Linked DNA regions of Homo sapiens: region 1 is linked to region 2. Evidence: chromatin loops called from intact Hi-C (ENCODE). Cell type or tissue: mammary epithelial cell. All regions are shown on one strand.

Region 1 (8,000 bases), 280 kb before region 2:
TTTCAGATAAACTATGAATAATGATTAGTGTAAGTATATCTCAATTTAACTGGATAGCTTGTATTTTTCTTTGCGAAATCTGATAACCCTAGATGTGCCAGGGACTGTGATGCTGGCATTTTGGGCATGAAGGGCAGAGCCCACTGTCAGGCACAGGCAGAGAAGGTCACAACTCCCTGATTCTACCCAGGAGAAATGGGCAGAGCCAAGGTGTTAATGGGCTGAGGAGGGAGGGCTCACTGCTGGGAGTGGGAGTGGGGAGGGGGCACCGCGATTGGGCAGGCCTGAGTCCCTGGGAAGAATGCCACAAGTCAGAGGCAAAAAAAAAAAGGTTTTGTTCACTCATTGAACAAACATTCTGCTCCTATTCAGTGTGAAGCTCTGTGCTGGGTATGGGGCACAGGGCTGGGAAGAAAACCAACTCCCTGACCTCGTGTGACATTGTGGGGGACAAAGGGACTAAAGACACACACACACATGCAAACTCATAGCTCAATGAGGTCAGGAGGTCATTTCAGACATGGTGATAACAGGCCAAAGGCCAGAGTTGGGGTGAGATCAAGGAAGCCCTCCCTGAGGAGGTGGCATCTCATTCCACCTGCAGTTACCAACCACCCACAGGTGCAGCCCCAGCCATACTGAGGCTCACAGGTGAGGCTGACATCACATGTGTAAAAAGATGAGTCCAGGTGATAATTTCAGAGAGGGACGAGACCTGGGAAGAATATAAAAGGAGAGGGTTTGGAGGCGACTTGAGCCCAAAGGGTTGGGCCTCCTCTCTGGGGAGATGTGGGCTGGGCATGTAGGGGACAGTAGAGAGGGGATGCCAGGCCAGTGGGGGCATCAGGAACTGGGAGACTCTCATGGTCCCAGCAGGTTTGGAGTTTGGGACACATTTCTCAGCCTGGCTGTGGCCATGGGGTTGTGAAATGGGTGTGTGAAGCAAATGGATTGTGAAATGGGTGACTGCAGAGACAGGCCTTTCTGGGACTCCAGACAGCGTGTGCCACCATCCGCCCTGCCCATGGGTTGAATCCGCGGCCGGGGGGATTTTCCAGAGGAAACGTCCTGTTTCAGCAGGTTAAGGGGCTTTGCTCCCAGCAGCGCCGCGCATCTGTGCTCTGCTGGACTTGTGTGCAGAGCCAGCTTCGTGGGAGTGTGACCCCCCTGCACTCTCCAGGGCCCCATGCTCTGAAGGGTCGGGGGTTTATTGTATTATTTTATTTATTTATTTTTTAGTTTAATTTTTTCTACTGTTGACATCGTGAAATTCCTAATAGTTAACAGTTTCTGAACACGGGGGCCTGCAAATCTGTAACCAGTCCTGCTCAGATGCCAGGCCCACACTGGCAGCCAGTTGGGACCCCATGGAAGTCAGTGTGGGTTTTGGCCACAGCTGAGGGTGGCTGGCAGTGTTCTGACTGTGCCCGCTGGCCGAGGGTGGCTGGCCACTGTGGAAAGTGCCTGACTGAGCCAACAAAAGTCCTGCTTGGGGAGCCGGTTGAGGGGACAAGGCAGAGGCCCTCCTCAGGGCCAGCCGTGCCCCTGTCTGCCTGCCACCCCCGGCCTGCCTGGACGGAGCTGCCTCTGCAGAATTAGTCTTGGGAAACCTTAGGCAGATTAATGACCTCCCCTCCCAACTTAGCACCTTTGGAAACACCGTCCAGCAGGGTCATTTTCTTCCTCAGGTTGGGGTTAATTGGGGCTGTCAACTTTCACAGGTTAGCAACTTTGGATTTCATTTTTTTTGTCTTGTTTTACTTTTAAACACTAGTAAGAGCCAATGTTTATTGGGCACTGCCCATGTGCCATGCCAGGCCCTGTTCTAACCACTTCACATTCTTCCACTTAGTCATTCCACAAATATGCATTGGGATCCTACGGAGAGCCAGAAATGAGCTCACTGGATCCCCACGACAACCCTCTGAGGTCCAAGCTGATATTATTCCCATTTGACAGATGGGGACACTGAGGCTCAGGGACCCAAGGATGAGGTGGAGCTGGGATGTGAATCAGGTACTTGGGCCCTAAAGCCCATGGGCTGGCCTCAGCAAATGATGCCTTCTGCACCCTGTCTCCCTCCTCACTGCCTTTGACTGGGTCCTCCCTGGCCGTCCCACTGGACTCGGTTGGCACTGTGCCCCTGGCCGTCCCACTGGACTCGGTTGGCACCGTCCCCCTGGCCGTCCCACTGGACTTGGTTGGCGCCGTCCCCCTGGCCGTCCCACTGGACTCGGTTGGCGCCGTCCCCCTCAGCTCCACGGAGGCCCCCGGGGATCCACCATTTGCCTCACCGCTGGTGGTGTCTGTTCATAAAACCTCATCTCCGACCATGAGGGGCAGCTGACTCTGCAGCGGAGTGAGGCTGGAGCGGCTGGGTTGGTGAGAGGCCACTCCAGCACCTGCTCTGGGTCTGGCGTGGGCAGCCTTGGCAGGCTGCTTCAGCTCACTGAACCTGCGTCCCCTCTGCCACTAAACAGGGAGGAGCGGGATTTCACAGTGAGGGAGAGGCAGTGTGGGGAGGCCTCAGCACAGGGCCCAGCGGCCCCTGGACTCGGTGTCTGTGAGTTCACCATCCCCTCCACTGCTCCAGGGGGCAGGCCAGTCTGGCATGCCTTGCTTGGGGTCTGGCCTGCAGTGGGTGCTTGGCAAACCTCTGTGGACTAAATGCAGGAGGGACACCTACCCACAAACACATCCAAATCCCATTTTTGGCTGCCTTCATGACTGGCTAACAAGTCTTCCCGCTCACTCACCCTCTCCACCTCCAAGTATCCTCTTGCAGCTGAGTATCCAGAAGCCAGTCACCTGGGCTAGCACCTACCAAGAAGAGCAAGGAGCGTTTGCATGGTATCAACCAGAACCAGAAGTCTCAGCCAGAAAGACGTGTTGTGCATGTGTGGTCTCCACTGTGAGCTTGTGGGTGTGCGTTGCATGTATATGCAGGACGTACATGTGCATATTCACGCTGTGGGGTATTTGTGTGTGTGTGGTGTGTGTCGTCTGTGTTGAGGGTTTGAGGGTGCACGTTGTATTGTACATATGTTTGGGGTACGCATGTGAGTATTTGTGCTATGAGGGTATGTGTGTGTTGTGCGTGCATCTGCATGTGTTCTCGCATTTTCTTGGTTGTGTTGTGTGTGTTTAGGCGCTGATACAGGAGCTTCGCTGCTGTACAAATATACAGGAGCTTTGCTGCTGGACAAATGTCAGATGGTTGAGTTCTCCAACAGCAATCCAAAGATGCTCGGCTAAATTGGCCACAGATGACACCCCCACCTCCATCCCGGGGTGCCATCCCATTCTCTTCTGTCCAATTTTTCAATTCCAGCAGGGAACTGAATTCTTCCCGAGAAGAGAGGGCTTTGGAAGCCAGGCAGGGAGACAAGGGTGGGCAGAAGGAGAGGACAGAAGGGAACATTAGAGCCAATTTTGTCTTCTGACAGATGGGTAAACTGAGGCCCAGAGAGGGCCATGACTTGGAGAAGATTCAAGGTGCCAGTGAAAGGCAGAGCTGAGCTAGGATCCATTCAGTGCCTGACAGCAGCCCAGGCCCTGCAGGGTCTTTGGTTACCTTAAATAGCTTAATACACAGACTTTTCTACCACAGGTTGAGCTTGAGAGGGGAATGGAAGATTCCAGATGTTTAACTCATGTCTGAAACACTTTCAGAAAGAACTATGAGTCACTCAAGCTGATTTCACGGACCAGAAATACCCAACCAAAAGTGTTCTGCGTCTCTCTTGTCATGAATGACACATTGTACTGTTATTAGGAGTAATTAATAATATAAAACTGTGCTTCTCAATGACACCAGAGCGATTTAGGGGAGGCTGGCCCTTGGTGTTCTGCTGCTGGGTTTGAGGGGAAGCAGGTAGAGTGGTCTGGGTGTGACAGCAAAGGCCATGCTGATCACAGAGGACTCGGACATGACCGTGTCTGCCAGGCTCTGTGCAGTGCTAATGCCAGGCACCACACCTGGCACAGAGACAATTCCACACCTCGTGCCAGGTGCTGCAACAAGCCGTGGGGCTGCACAGTGACTAGCGCAGGCCAGCTCTGCCTCCACGGTATCCCCTCTGATGGGCTTACCCACTCATCTGCCCATTTCCCCCAAACCTGAATTCTGCATGCTGAAAACCGTGGGGTCAGGCAAGTACATGTTACCACTTCTGTGTGACCTTGCTGAAGAAAGTGAATGAACTACTCCGGACCTTAGTTTCTTCATCTTAAAAGTGGAGATCTGACAGGTATCCATCCACTCATAGGGCCAGTGGAAGATTACATGGGTAACTCATGCAGGGCACTCAGCACAGGGCCTGGCTTGGAGCAAGCTCTTGAAAAAGCTAATTACAGTAGTCCCCCGCCACCCACCCCATGCATGGCTTCCCTTTCCAAGGTTTCAGTTACCCATGGTCAGCCGAGGTCCAAAAATAGTGGGTACAGTACAGTAAGATATTTTGAGAGTGAGAGAGAGAGAGGGGGAGGGACCACATCCACACAATTTTTATTACACTATATTGTTATAATTGTTCTATTTTATTGTTAACTGTTGTTGTCAATCTGTTACTAGGCCTAATTTATAAATTAAACCTTATTGTAGTATCCATGTGTATGAAAAAATAGAGTATATAGGGTTCGGTGCTGTGTGAGGTTTCAGGCATCCACTGGGAGTCTCAGAACGTACCCCCATGGATAGGAGGGAAGACTGATTAACACTGCGCATTGTGCATCCCAGGGGCTCCCCGTCCCGGACAAAATACAAACAGACCCTACTAAATCCCTCTTCTTCCCTTTGGATAACTTATCTCAAATTATAAATTATAATTTTGTGTGTGTGAATTTGTGAGTGGCTTCATTCAGTGTCTCTCCCCAGCTAGACTGTGTCCTGTGTCTCCCCAGTGTCTGGTCTAGGGACAAATGCTGAGACGTCTGCAAGGCCATCTAGAACGCCAGGAAGGCACTGTGGGAACCCAGAGGAACAGGGCACGACGGTGCCCAACAGTCCCAGGAAAACACTCTGTGCCCTTCACCTACATCTCCATGCCAGGGTTGGAGACAGGGTCCTGTCCCATCTGCACATGGAGCCCTCCGGACGGGTGAATCTGTCGTCAGTTTGGGGCTTGGGAATCGGTGTCCAAGAGCTGGCTTCAAAGGCAATGAAACTGGCATTGCATCTTTGAAGGCAGCACAGGCTACATCTGTCTTATTCTCCGTGTCCACAGCCCCTAGCAGTGACTGGCATGTGGTCACGCCCAATAAATATTTGCTGAATGAATGAACGCAAAACAATTTGCAATGTGGACTAGTCCCTTAAAGTATGTGTATCTGCAACCGGTAAGTCTACCACATATCTTAAGGAAATAATCAGAGAAGTGAACAGTTTTAAGGAGAAGAACGTTGATCCTATCTTCATTCGTAAAAGCAAAAGTGCAATGAAATTAAAAACAAATAGAAGATGCGTAAATAAAAGGCAGTGATCATAAAACTGTTCAAAACCTTGTTTTCAAAAATTATCTGATGATATAAAGTCCCATATAAACTAAATTTAAAAATAGGCTGCAGAACCGATCTCAACTTTTTACAAAAATATTATTAGAAAAAGGATTAAAATGATATTTGCCAAAATATTAACAGTGGTCAGCTTTGTGCAATGGATTAAATGCAATATATTTCTCATATTGTTTGCTCTATTTTCTACCATGAGCATTCATTTAGAAAAATTTTTAAAAATTTTTACTTAATAGTGCCTCTGAAGCACCTCTCAAGTCCTACCTCCTGCGGCTCCTTTAACAGCGGCCAAGACACCGAAGAGGCGGGGGTGCCAGACAGGCTGACGTCATGGGCAGCCCGAAATGACACAGCTAACCGGCCAATCCCAAGTTTGGATTCCGGGAGAAGCACGATCTATTGGATACAAGTGCTGGTGGCCTCGGCCAATGGTGGGAGAGGGGCCGGAGCCCGGCGGCTGCGTGGGTTTTAAATCCACGTGGTGGCTGCGGGGCGGGGCGCGGGGCCTCGGTGTTTAAAGGCTTTGGGTCCGCCGGGGCTGCAGCGGCGGCGGCTCCGAAGCGCTTGTTCTTTTTTGTGAAAGGCGATTCCTCCACCACCTCTTAGGATCTTGGGCAAGTCACTCAGCCTCGCTGAGCCTGTTTGCATCAGTAGGGTTTTGTGAGGCTCCAGCCCTTCAACAGAACATTTGCTGAGCATCTACTGTGTGCCCAGCAGGGCCTTCTTAGATCAGGTATAAGGCAGGAGGGAAGCGTCGGGAGTCCCAGGCCTGCTGCCTCTGTAACCATGGGCAGGTGGTTCAACATTACCTCCCCTTCTTCCCCACTGCTCTGCCCCATCCTGGCTTTTATTGTATCTCCTCTAAAAGGGTGTGAGCTCCACGGGGAGGTACCCATGTGCTTTGAGGAAGGTCTGCCCCAGTTTATATTCAATAGGTACTTTTTGAATAATTATTGCAAAGACTAGTTCTCAGCACAGAGCTTAACACATAGGAGGTGTTTGATAAATGGCAATTGTTCATGCAATAAAGAACAATAGCAGGCCAGGTGCGCGGTGGCTCACACCTGTAATCTTAGCACTTTGGGAGTCTGAGGCAGGATTATTGCTTGAGCCCAGGAGTTTGAGACCCCTGGGCAATGGTAGTGGGACCTCATCTCTTAAAAAAAAAAAAGAAAAAAAGAAAAAAAGAAAAGAAAAAGAAAGACAGAAATATATTAGCCAGGTGTCTTGGTGCATGCCAGTAGTCCCAGTTAATTGGGAGGCTGAGGCAGGAGGATGGCTTGAGCCCAGGAGTTTGACGCTGCAGTGAGCTATGATTGTGCCACTGCACTCCAGCCCGGGCAACAGAACAAGACCCTGTCTCCAACAGCAACAACAGCAAAGAAGAACAGATAGCACTGATGGAATGCCTATTACGTGTAAAGTGGTGTTCTGGGCATTTCACGTGTATTACATGCAATTTAACATTAACAAAATTACAAGTCTTATATAACAATATTCACAAAAAAAAACCAGATTAGTCACCATTATTATTCCTATTTTGCTGATGTGGAAACCAAGGCAGAGAGAGGCGAGGTAACTTTTCTAAGGTCGCGTGGCTAGGAGGTGGTGGGGCTTGATTCAAATCCAGGTCTGTCTACTCCTGGGGCCCTTGTTCTTAACCCCTGCGCTATCCCAATACTTGTCTAGTACTCAGCCTTTTTTTTCCAAGAACGTTCTAAGTTAGGCCTGTGCTAGTGGGAAGTGGGAGAGGAGGGGATAGGAATCAGGTGGGTGAGGCAGAGCCAGGTGAGCTGGGGTCCTGCCCCCTATGGCATGGCCCAGCCCTATGGGGTGGCATTGGGCAGGAAGAGGGGCAGTGAGACAGACAGCCACTGGGGCCACGTGTCCTGTAAACAGGCTACCTGCTTGCCAGGCCCTGTGCTGGGCTGGTGGGGGGCAGTGCGGGGCAGTGCTGGGCATGACACACCCTCCCTGCCCTCATGGGGCTGTCAGTCTAAACCAGCTACCACTAATGGTGACCTGAGTGCAGCCTGCAGGAGGGGTTTTGGTTTTGCCTGCATGGTATTTAAACACTTTTTAAACATGAATTGCCTCGGTCCCCACCCCTCCCTAGTGTCACAGATGTCAGCTTTACTCATGTGTCCCACCAGCTCCTGAATGCCCTGAGCAGCTTTGTTCCCTGGTCTCCCCATGCCAGCAGCCCGCGGGGGGGGGGTGGGGGGGGGGCTCTGTGGCTGGCACACAGTGACTGCCCTGGCTTTCTTTGCTTTGCCTCCTGTCTGTGTTTGAAATCCCGAAATCACCGCCTTGAGCTCTGAAGCCCAGCGGCTCCGAGGCTGCAAGCCTCTCCGCTGGCCCCAGATGTGCAGCATGCAGCTTGAATCTCTGAGGACTCTGGTGGTGGATGCCAACTCCAAGTAAGTCAGACTTGGTTTCAAGTCCCAGCATCACTGCTAACCAGATGAGTGACGCAGGGCAAGCTAATA
Region 2 (8,000 bases):
AGGACAAAATCACATATAGGTAAAAACCAAATTCGCATCACGCTCAAATTACCACTAACATGTCAATCACACTAGAACAAATTTGTATTTTCAAGACAAGCCTCAGAGCAGAACTGGCTGTACCTAGTGCAGGGTGAGGCTGCAAGTGAAACACGGGCGCGCTTCTTTTTCTGATCCCAAAGTGTTCTTTACATAGAATGTTTCTGCAGGCATTTTCTTCTTTCTCTTCCTCTTAGCCTGGCTCCAGGCTGGCAGTAGATAGCATCAGCTACCTGCAACAGATGGGGTTGATGGGGTGGCGCGGGCAATGGCGCAGGAAAAATTCTGAGACTACGCCTGAACCAGCAGAAGGAAGCCATGATGGGTCATGGTGTCTTGGAGACACAGATGAGAGAGTTTTGTACTCTACTCCAGATCTGCAACTTGCCAACTGCGTGGGCTTGGACAGGAGACTCAGCTTCCTTGAAGCTTGGTTTCCTCGTCTGTAAAATGGGAATAAATGTAGTACAACCCTCACCAGGTGAGTCTAAGGGTTAAATGAGATCAGGCATGTAGTAAGTGTTCAACAAACTCTGATGACCTTGCTCCTCCTCCTCCCCTTCCTCTACTCCCTCTTCCAAATCTCCTTCTACTGCTTCTTCATAGTCATCTTTGTCATCATCACCATCATCATCATCACCATCGTCATCCTACCACCAAAGAAAAAAAGTCACAACCCCCCAGTTCCTGAGACATGGACGATGGAGCCAATTTTCTAGGAGCATCAAAATCTTAATGAATCCTCTGGGTCTGAGGTACATCATTTGTCCTTGCACCCTAGACTTCACTTACTGCAGGAAGCAAGCTCTTCCTTGAGAAAAGCAGCAGGAGCAAAGCGCTCCTTGGCTTGGTCTCCCCAAATGGCAGTTTTCCTATTGGGTCCTGTGCTGTGACTTTTCTTCCCTGGAGCTCTGCATTTGTGCGCATTCCTTACGTGCCCTGAATGATCTCAGCACCAATTGCCCACACGTCTGAAACCAGGAGGCCAGCTCCAGGAAGGCGGGACATGTCTGGGAGGTGGTTTCAGGCATTCAAAGTGCTGTCCACAGACTACAAGCATGGGCATCGCCTGGGAGCTTGTTAGGAATGCAAAATCTCAGGCCCGGCCAGGAACCATAACCTGCATTTTAATAGGATGCCCAGGTGACCCGATGCACATTACAGTTCGAGAAGCACTGGTCTTAAGGGACACAAGAGCCACAGCCCACTGGGCTCTGGGAGAAATGGCTATCCCTTGATATATTGAATGCCTGTTTCTTTTGGTATGTCCTGGGGATTACGTGCACATGTCTAAACTCACATGGGATGGTGTTAGAATCCTGACTCCAGCTGATATTCTGTGTGGCTTCAGGCAATTGGCTTCACCTTTCTGAGCCTCTGTTTCTTTTTCTGTGGTCTGAAATCATAATAATAATAGTTATTAATGTTTGACACAAAACATTAATGCATCCAGCACAGTTCTTAGCATGCAGTAAAACTCACAGAAAATGATATGACCACCATTGTTATTTGGGGTGAACACTGCAAGGTCCTCCACCAATATCCACTTTCTTTTTCTTCTTCACTAACAGAATCTCAATTTTATTCAAGCAGTAAATTGCGTTTCACAATAGGCACCTTAGTAGATGTGCCTGTTCAACAACGTTCGCCTTCCCAGACCTCCTGGAAACCAGAAATGACCATGTGACCATGGTCACAATCCTTTGGCAGCTTTCTCTCCTCAATAGAAAAAAAAAAAAAAGATTTTAGAATGTCCTTTCTTTCCTTTCCTCCCTTCTTTCTTCTTGGACTCTGGATGTGATGTCTGGAGACAAAGCAGCCATTTTGTTCTGGTGGGGATGAAAAGCACAGTGGAAGGATGGGTAAGAGGAGAGAAAGAAGGTGGCTGGGTTTCAGTAGCACTGTGGAGCCACTATTTGGATTGCCTGTGTCTGGGCTTCATGGTATGAAGCAGGTGGGAGGATTAAAGATCAATTTCTCTGACATACAGCCCAACATAGTCCTAACTAGTAATGCCGTCATCATAACGCTGTCATCATTATGATAGCTGTTGTTCCTGACCATCTCTGGCACATACTAAGGACTCATCCTGGGTCCTTGGTAAGCATTTGCTAATTTCCGTTGAACAGTTTGAAGGAAACTTAACCTGGGAAACAGAATTGACTATCAAGCTCCTTTAAAAAATGAGAATAAAAAGAAAACATAATCCAACTATCCACCAATAAAACCTACTAAATGCATTTTGACATGCAGCTTTTCATGTTTCTTTTTACAAACACATTTAAATATACACCTACTTGTAATGATAACGTGCACTGTGTATGGTTTTATAACCTGTTAATTTTCATGTATCTGTATATTACCATATTTTTCATGCCATTAAATTTTGCTTCTACAATAAAAATAACAAATCAGGTAATGAGATGAGCCTGATCCTTCACTTGCTTCAGTTTTGCCTTCCAAGAACTGTGTCTTTGCAACACTTATTTGAGCAGACATCACCCCCACAAATGCCTGAATGAACATTTCCTGTTGAAAAACTGCATCGGGAAAGACGTCAGAGCTGCTGGCTCACGTTTTCTGGAGAGCTTCTTACAATGCCCAGAGGAAACATGGGATAGTCACTCCTTTAACGGCTACTCATTATGTTCCTCCAAATACTGCTATGAAAAATTCACACCCATTTTCACAATGAATGCACATTTTTTTACAATGATGAAAATGATGTAAGACTTTAATTCTGAAGTTCTACTCCAGGACTTCAAATGCTTCTTGTCCTGCTTTGGTCCAAGGTCCTGCGTGTGTGGGAAGCCCTGTCTTCGGAAGGCAAGTGAATCAGAAATTACTTCTGAAACTGACTCCAATACTGATAATGTGCTGATAACAGAACGAATAGCATCCTTAGTATTTCTCACTTAATAAAATAAGACAAGAAATGATTTGGAAAAGCACCTGCGCCAAGTCACAGGGGCCAGGCTGCCTGAGGGACTCCCACCCCACCCTACCCCCACTGCACCCACCAGGGCAGCCTGTCCTTGTTCCCCAGCTAATTGTTCCTATGTCAGAAGGTGGATTCAGTGCTGCTGGATTTTTTAAGAGTGATTAGAAATATACATTTTTATTTGAAATCTTCCCATTTTTAAAGGTCAGCCACTTCTTAAAACCACAAAACCACTATTAAGAGCCACAAAATAAAACCAGTCCACAGGCAGAGGCGGGCCAGTGCTTGGAGTTAGCATGCCCTCCTTGCCAGCCTGTCTTGTTAGGGAGAGGACGGAGTTTCAGAAGAGACGTTGCCAGAGGGCCATCGCATTATGGTAATAGCCTTTTTGCTTAACTTCGGTTTGTCCACACCCAGTGCTTCAGGCACAAATGAGACAAATTAAAGGCATTCAGCTGGGAGCCAGCACACATTTTTTTAGTTAAGGAGCTGAGCGAGTCATTAACCGCCTAGGGCTGGTGGAAGGCGGGGGAGGCCCCAGCAAACCCAGGAGGTGCCCAGGACCCATGACCTCATTCTGTCCCAGCCCAAGTCTTCACTGCTTCATGAGGAGTTGTGACAGCGTGGCCTTCTCCAGCCCCACATGGCAACAGCAAGGCCAGGGAGGTGGGGAGCTCGCTGTTTCTGTTCCCCACAATCCAAGCCTCCAGACCCAGGTCTGGGATGACAGAGAAAATCCCAAAGAGTAGGCTTGCCGCACTTCACTGGCGTGGAGCACTGTGACTAATGCCCACACTTAGCCTGGTGCTCACTAAGCCCTGGCTGATACCACTGGGCGCTCACACTGTTGGGTGCCAAGGCCTTCCTGAGTCATCTTGCCTTCCCTCTAATTGAACAGCCTTCAACCTATATAGGATGATCAGCTCTTCTCGGTTCACAGGGGACTTTCCTGGTTTTGGTACTGAAAAGTCCCACATCCCCAGGAGCCCTTCATTCTGGGCAAACCAGGACACTTGGTCACTCTGAGTCTATGCAAAGCCCAGGGAGTTGATTTTGAATCCAAAATTGAGAAGTCCCATCCGACTGCAGAAGGGCATAATTTTAAAAAATCAGAACGTGGGCATTCCAGCTAGGTGGGCTGGAGTAAAGAATACTCGACTGGACTTTGCTTCCAAGGGTAGAAGGGCAGTACTGACCACAGCAGGATAGTCCTAGAAGCAGCTGGCCACCCTCCACAACCTTGCTACTCAAAGTGTGGTCCCCAGGTCAGCAGTATCAGCACCATCTGTGAACCTTTTAGAAATGCAGACTCTCAGGCCCCAGCCTGGACCAACTAGATCAGAATCTGCATTTTGAGAAGATGCTTGGGTGCCACATAGCACACAGGTTGGAGAGGTACTGTCTGTGGGTGCTGCGTTCTTACAGCTTAACTTGGTGAAAGGAGAGAATGGGGCTCCAGAGAGGTGTCGGGAACCTGAGCAGGTGCAAGAAGTCTCATTTCACCTCCCTGGGTTCCTGGAGGCTAAAGCTGTTCAGCTCCCAGAAAGGCAAGGAGGTCTGTCTACCAGGATAGAAGGACACAAATGAGTGACAACAGTTCCAGGCTACATGTCCCCTGACTATAGACCTTAGAGGACAAGGGACTTTGTGCATTTTTTTTATTACCCCCTCTGCCTAGATTTTCCAGGACCTTCCAGATAAAATGTACTAAATTCTGTATTAGATTGGAATGCTTTGGGCTGCAGGTATCAGAAACCCAACTAACAGTGGCTTAAACAAATAGAAGTTTATTGTTCTCACACAACGAGCAGGGAGGGGTGGGTGCTGTGTGGCTGGGGCATGGCTTGGCCATGCCGGCAGGGACAGAGGCTCTCCCTGCCTTCCCCTCTAGAATTCTAAGCACTTCCACTTTCTGTCCTCAGGTTGGTGGCCTTATGGCCTCAGGATGACCTGCTGCAGCTTGAAGCATCATGTTGATGCTTTCAAGACAAGAAAGGAAAAGGGGAAAGCCAATGAACATGACCTTCTTTTTCAGGAGAGCAAAATATTTCTTATAAATTGACCACCTACTTCAGCTCAAGCCTTGTTTGTGGTGCCGCAATGCCATCCGGACCGAAGAGAGTCTGGGAAATAAGTCACTGACAAGAGGGACAAGCAGCTGTGAGGAGCTCAGATCAATCCTGATCCATTGCCTAGAGCCAAAGAGAGCCAAGAGGGAGCCAGCCACGGCCCGGAGACGCCTCCTGTAGGTCTTCTGGTCTTTGCATAATGGCCCTGATCATGTTGGCTGTTCATTTACATTTCTGACCCCTTCTAGGTGATGGAACACTTAAAGGCAGTGAACATGTCTTAGTTGTCTCAATACGTCCCTGGTGCTAACATACCAGGCACAGAGTATGCTCAGTGGATATTTACAGAATGAATGAATGAGGATGCCCTCAGTGCCCATTAGCCAGAGCCACTCATCCCCAAATGTCTCGAGATGGTGGCATCGGCTTTATCTCACAATTGGCTTTATCTCCATAATAACTTATCTTTTCAAACTGGAACCAGGCTTCAGATAACTGGGGCAAAGTCATAGAGAATCATCTAGCTTGAGTCTGAAGTTTCAGTTCCATGGAGCCTGGCTTAGGAGTGCGATCAGAGGTGGTCAGCAGCTGCCAGACTCACCCACTCCCATGAGGCCGACTACATAAAAAGAAGGAACAAAATAAAAGCCAGCCTCTGGAGTCAGGTGAAGCCATTTGTTCTTAAGGGGAGTCACAGGCAAGGCTGCACTGTGTGCCTTAGAATGTCGCAGCTAATCATGGTCCATGAAACATGATGGGATGGAGCAAGTCAGACGATTCCGCCTGATATGTGCCATATGACAGCCGTTAAGTCGCTCGGTCTACTGGAAATAACATTTCATGGTGATCCAGGTAGGGGAATGCAGCCAAGAGCAGAGAGACTCCTCCCGTCTCGCTGGAGAACAGGAGGGGGTTGTTAGGGTGACGTCTGTCATTTTATGAGCCAAGTCAAGGCATATAAAAGCCAGGGAGGGCACAGGGTCTCCCCAGGAACTAATTTGGATGGGAAAAATAAAGATTTTATGTGCTGGCTCAGGCACTGGACTGAAAATCTCAAGAATCTAATCAGCGCCAGGTGGAGGGTGAAGCAGCTCAGTGGCTGGCGAGGACCCTGCGTGGGGCAGGCAGGACGTGGGGGCCACATGTCTCCGTGCTGGAGATGCATCAGGCTGAGTCATAACAGGCTTGGGCTTCAGCGACCCACATCTTTGGGCAAGTCGCTTCCCCTCTCAGCTCCCTCTGTTTCCACATGTGAAAAATGCTTGTGAGGATGAAAGGCAAGAAGGTGGAGGCCAAGAGCTCAGCACGGTGCCCGGCACAGAGCGGTTGCCAATAAACAAATCATAATCATAGCCATTAATGGGGCCAAGTCCCAGCTAGGGTGCCCTGAGGCCTCCCCCTCCCTCTGTGGCCAGGTGGTACGGTTGCCAGATTGAGCAAACAAAAATACAGGACACTCAGTTAAAATCGAATTTCAGATAGACAATGAATCATCTTTTTTTAGTATCCATATGCCCCTAAATATTTCATGGGACATACTGATACTAAAAAGTTATTTATTTTTTATTTGAAATTCAAATTTAGCCAGGCATCCTGTGTTTTTTCTGGCAACCCTACAGGGTGAGCTTAGGTGCAGCCATAGATGAAAGAAGGGATTTCAATGTCAGTGATGGCTGAGTCGAGTGGTCAAATTAACTAAAGGAACCTATGTTCTGTGCACTCAAATTAAAATTTCTGATCTATGAACTCCAACTCTCAAAGCTTAAACGGGGGGGAAAAAAGCCTCCTTTAGTCGATAAGCAAACTAATGAAATGACAGAAGACTGGACAAGAGTGTCCCGTTCCCCAGCTTCAGCAGCAGTTTCCTGAAGGCCCCCACGCCCTCTCATCCCATTTTGCAAAAGAGGAGATCGAGGCTCCAGCAGGTGAAGAGAGTTGCTGGGCTAGCATGTGGCTGCAGTCCAGGTCTGTCTGACACATGAGCCAATAACCGTCACCAGGAGACCCCACTGCCTCTCACTGCTTAAAAAGGTCCCCCCTGGCAGGCCACAGACCACCCCCAACTTTTGTGGAGGGGAGAAAATACTACTGAACATCAGGTGAGAGCAAGTTTCCCAACCTCTTTGTGCCTCACCTTTTCCCTCTGCAGAATAGGAATAATTATTCTACCATCTCGATAGCATTTTTGGATGACTTGGTAATTTAATGTACATTAAGGACCCAGATGCTAATTGTGAGTAGACAAATGCCATTTATTAGACTTATCGTAATGAAGACAGTAAGGTTTCATTGTTAAAATATCAGCCGTGAAACACATCAGAACGAGTTCAGCCCTGGATTCACCTCTTTACCAATCTTGGGATGTTTCTAAACCTCTCTGAGCCTCCATTTGTTCATCCATAAAATGGGAACCTCATGGAGCCTCCCTCTCGCAATTGTCCGGCGTGGAATGGAGTAGCACAGGTGAGCACTCAAGTGCAGGCTATTTGTATTTCAACAGGCAGAGAGGATTGGGGTGAGAGCCAGTGGCCTCTCTCGGGGCCCCTGAATCCTGGCCACACAGAGTGGGCCTCTCCTCCGCAACCCCCCTCCACCCGACCAACAATGGAGCTGTCACAAGCCCACATCTGCTGCTGGGTAGAGATTTTTCTCTCAGGATTCCTGGAGGGGCCCTTCCAAGGGCCACAGCCCTTCTTGTTTATATGCCGAGAACAATGAAGACCTAGAAGCCAAGTTTGCAACTGGGTCTGGAGGAAAATGGTTGTCTCTCCAATAAATCCACGTGCATCATTGTTAATGACCCTGGACCACACAGCCCACCCACAGGGCCTGCCCATTAGAGGTCAGACAATGGCTAATGAGATTGCCATCCCTGATTAAGCCAGGAGGCAATGCTTCTTTAATTCTACACACAGCCAGGAGGCAGGGCCTCAGCCTCTCTCTTACTGGGA

Evidence for each region. Hi-C counts contacts between places; a loop is a spot of excess contacts. Peaks named below come from ENCODE experiments on the same cell type or tissue, not always from the same donor. Only the 100,000 strongest peaks of a DNase experiment are listed, where the experiment ranks them.
Region 1: a loop joins it to region 2, with 10 times the contacts of the local background. A loop is called at or near these places in 4 of 110 quality-filtered maps.

Annotation. Positions count from the first base shown.
Region 1 is chr20:57,712,727-57,720,726 of GRCh38, forward strand. NKILA (NF-kappaB interacting lncRNA) reads left to right here. Exons shown (of 1, transcript NR_131157.1): 1 at 1-54. LOC105372692 (a long non-coding RNA gene) reads left to right here and starts at 5,948. Exons shown (of 6, transcript XR_007067675.1): 1 at 5,948-7,931. RefSeq lists an enhancer at 2,334-2,862. In mammary epithelial cell, no CTCF peak of the experiment used is centred here; DNase peaks (open chromatin) are centred at 1,855, 3,695, 5,275 and 5,895; H3K4me3 peaks cover 399 bases; H3K27ac peaks cover 1,179 bases.
Region 2 is chr20:57,987,964-57,995,963 of GRCh38, forward strand. It overlaps LOC105372693 (a long non-coding RNA gene), which reads right to left. Exons shown (of 6, transcript XR_007067678.1): 3 at 1,340-1,435; 4 at 124-272. Among named protein-coding and RNA genes, the nearest start is that of LINC01742, 12 kb to the right of the region's middle. In mammary epithelial cell, no CTCF peak of the experiment used is centred here; DNase peaks (open chromatin) are centred at 1,058, 2,688, 3,488 and 3,818; H3K27ac peaks cover 2,334 bases.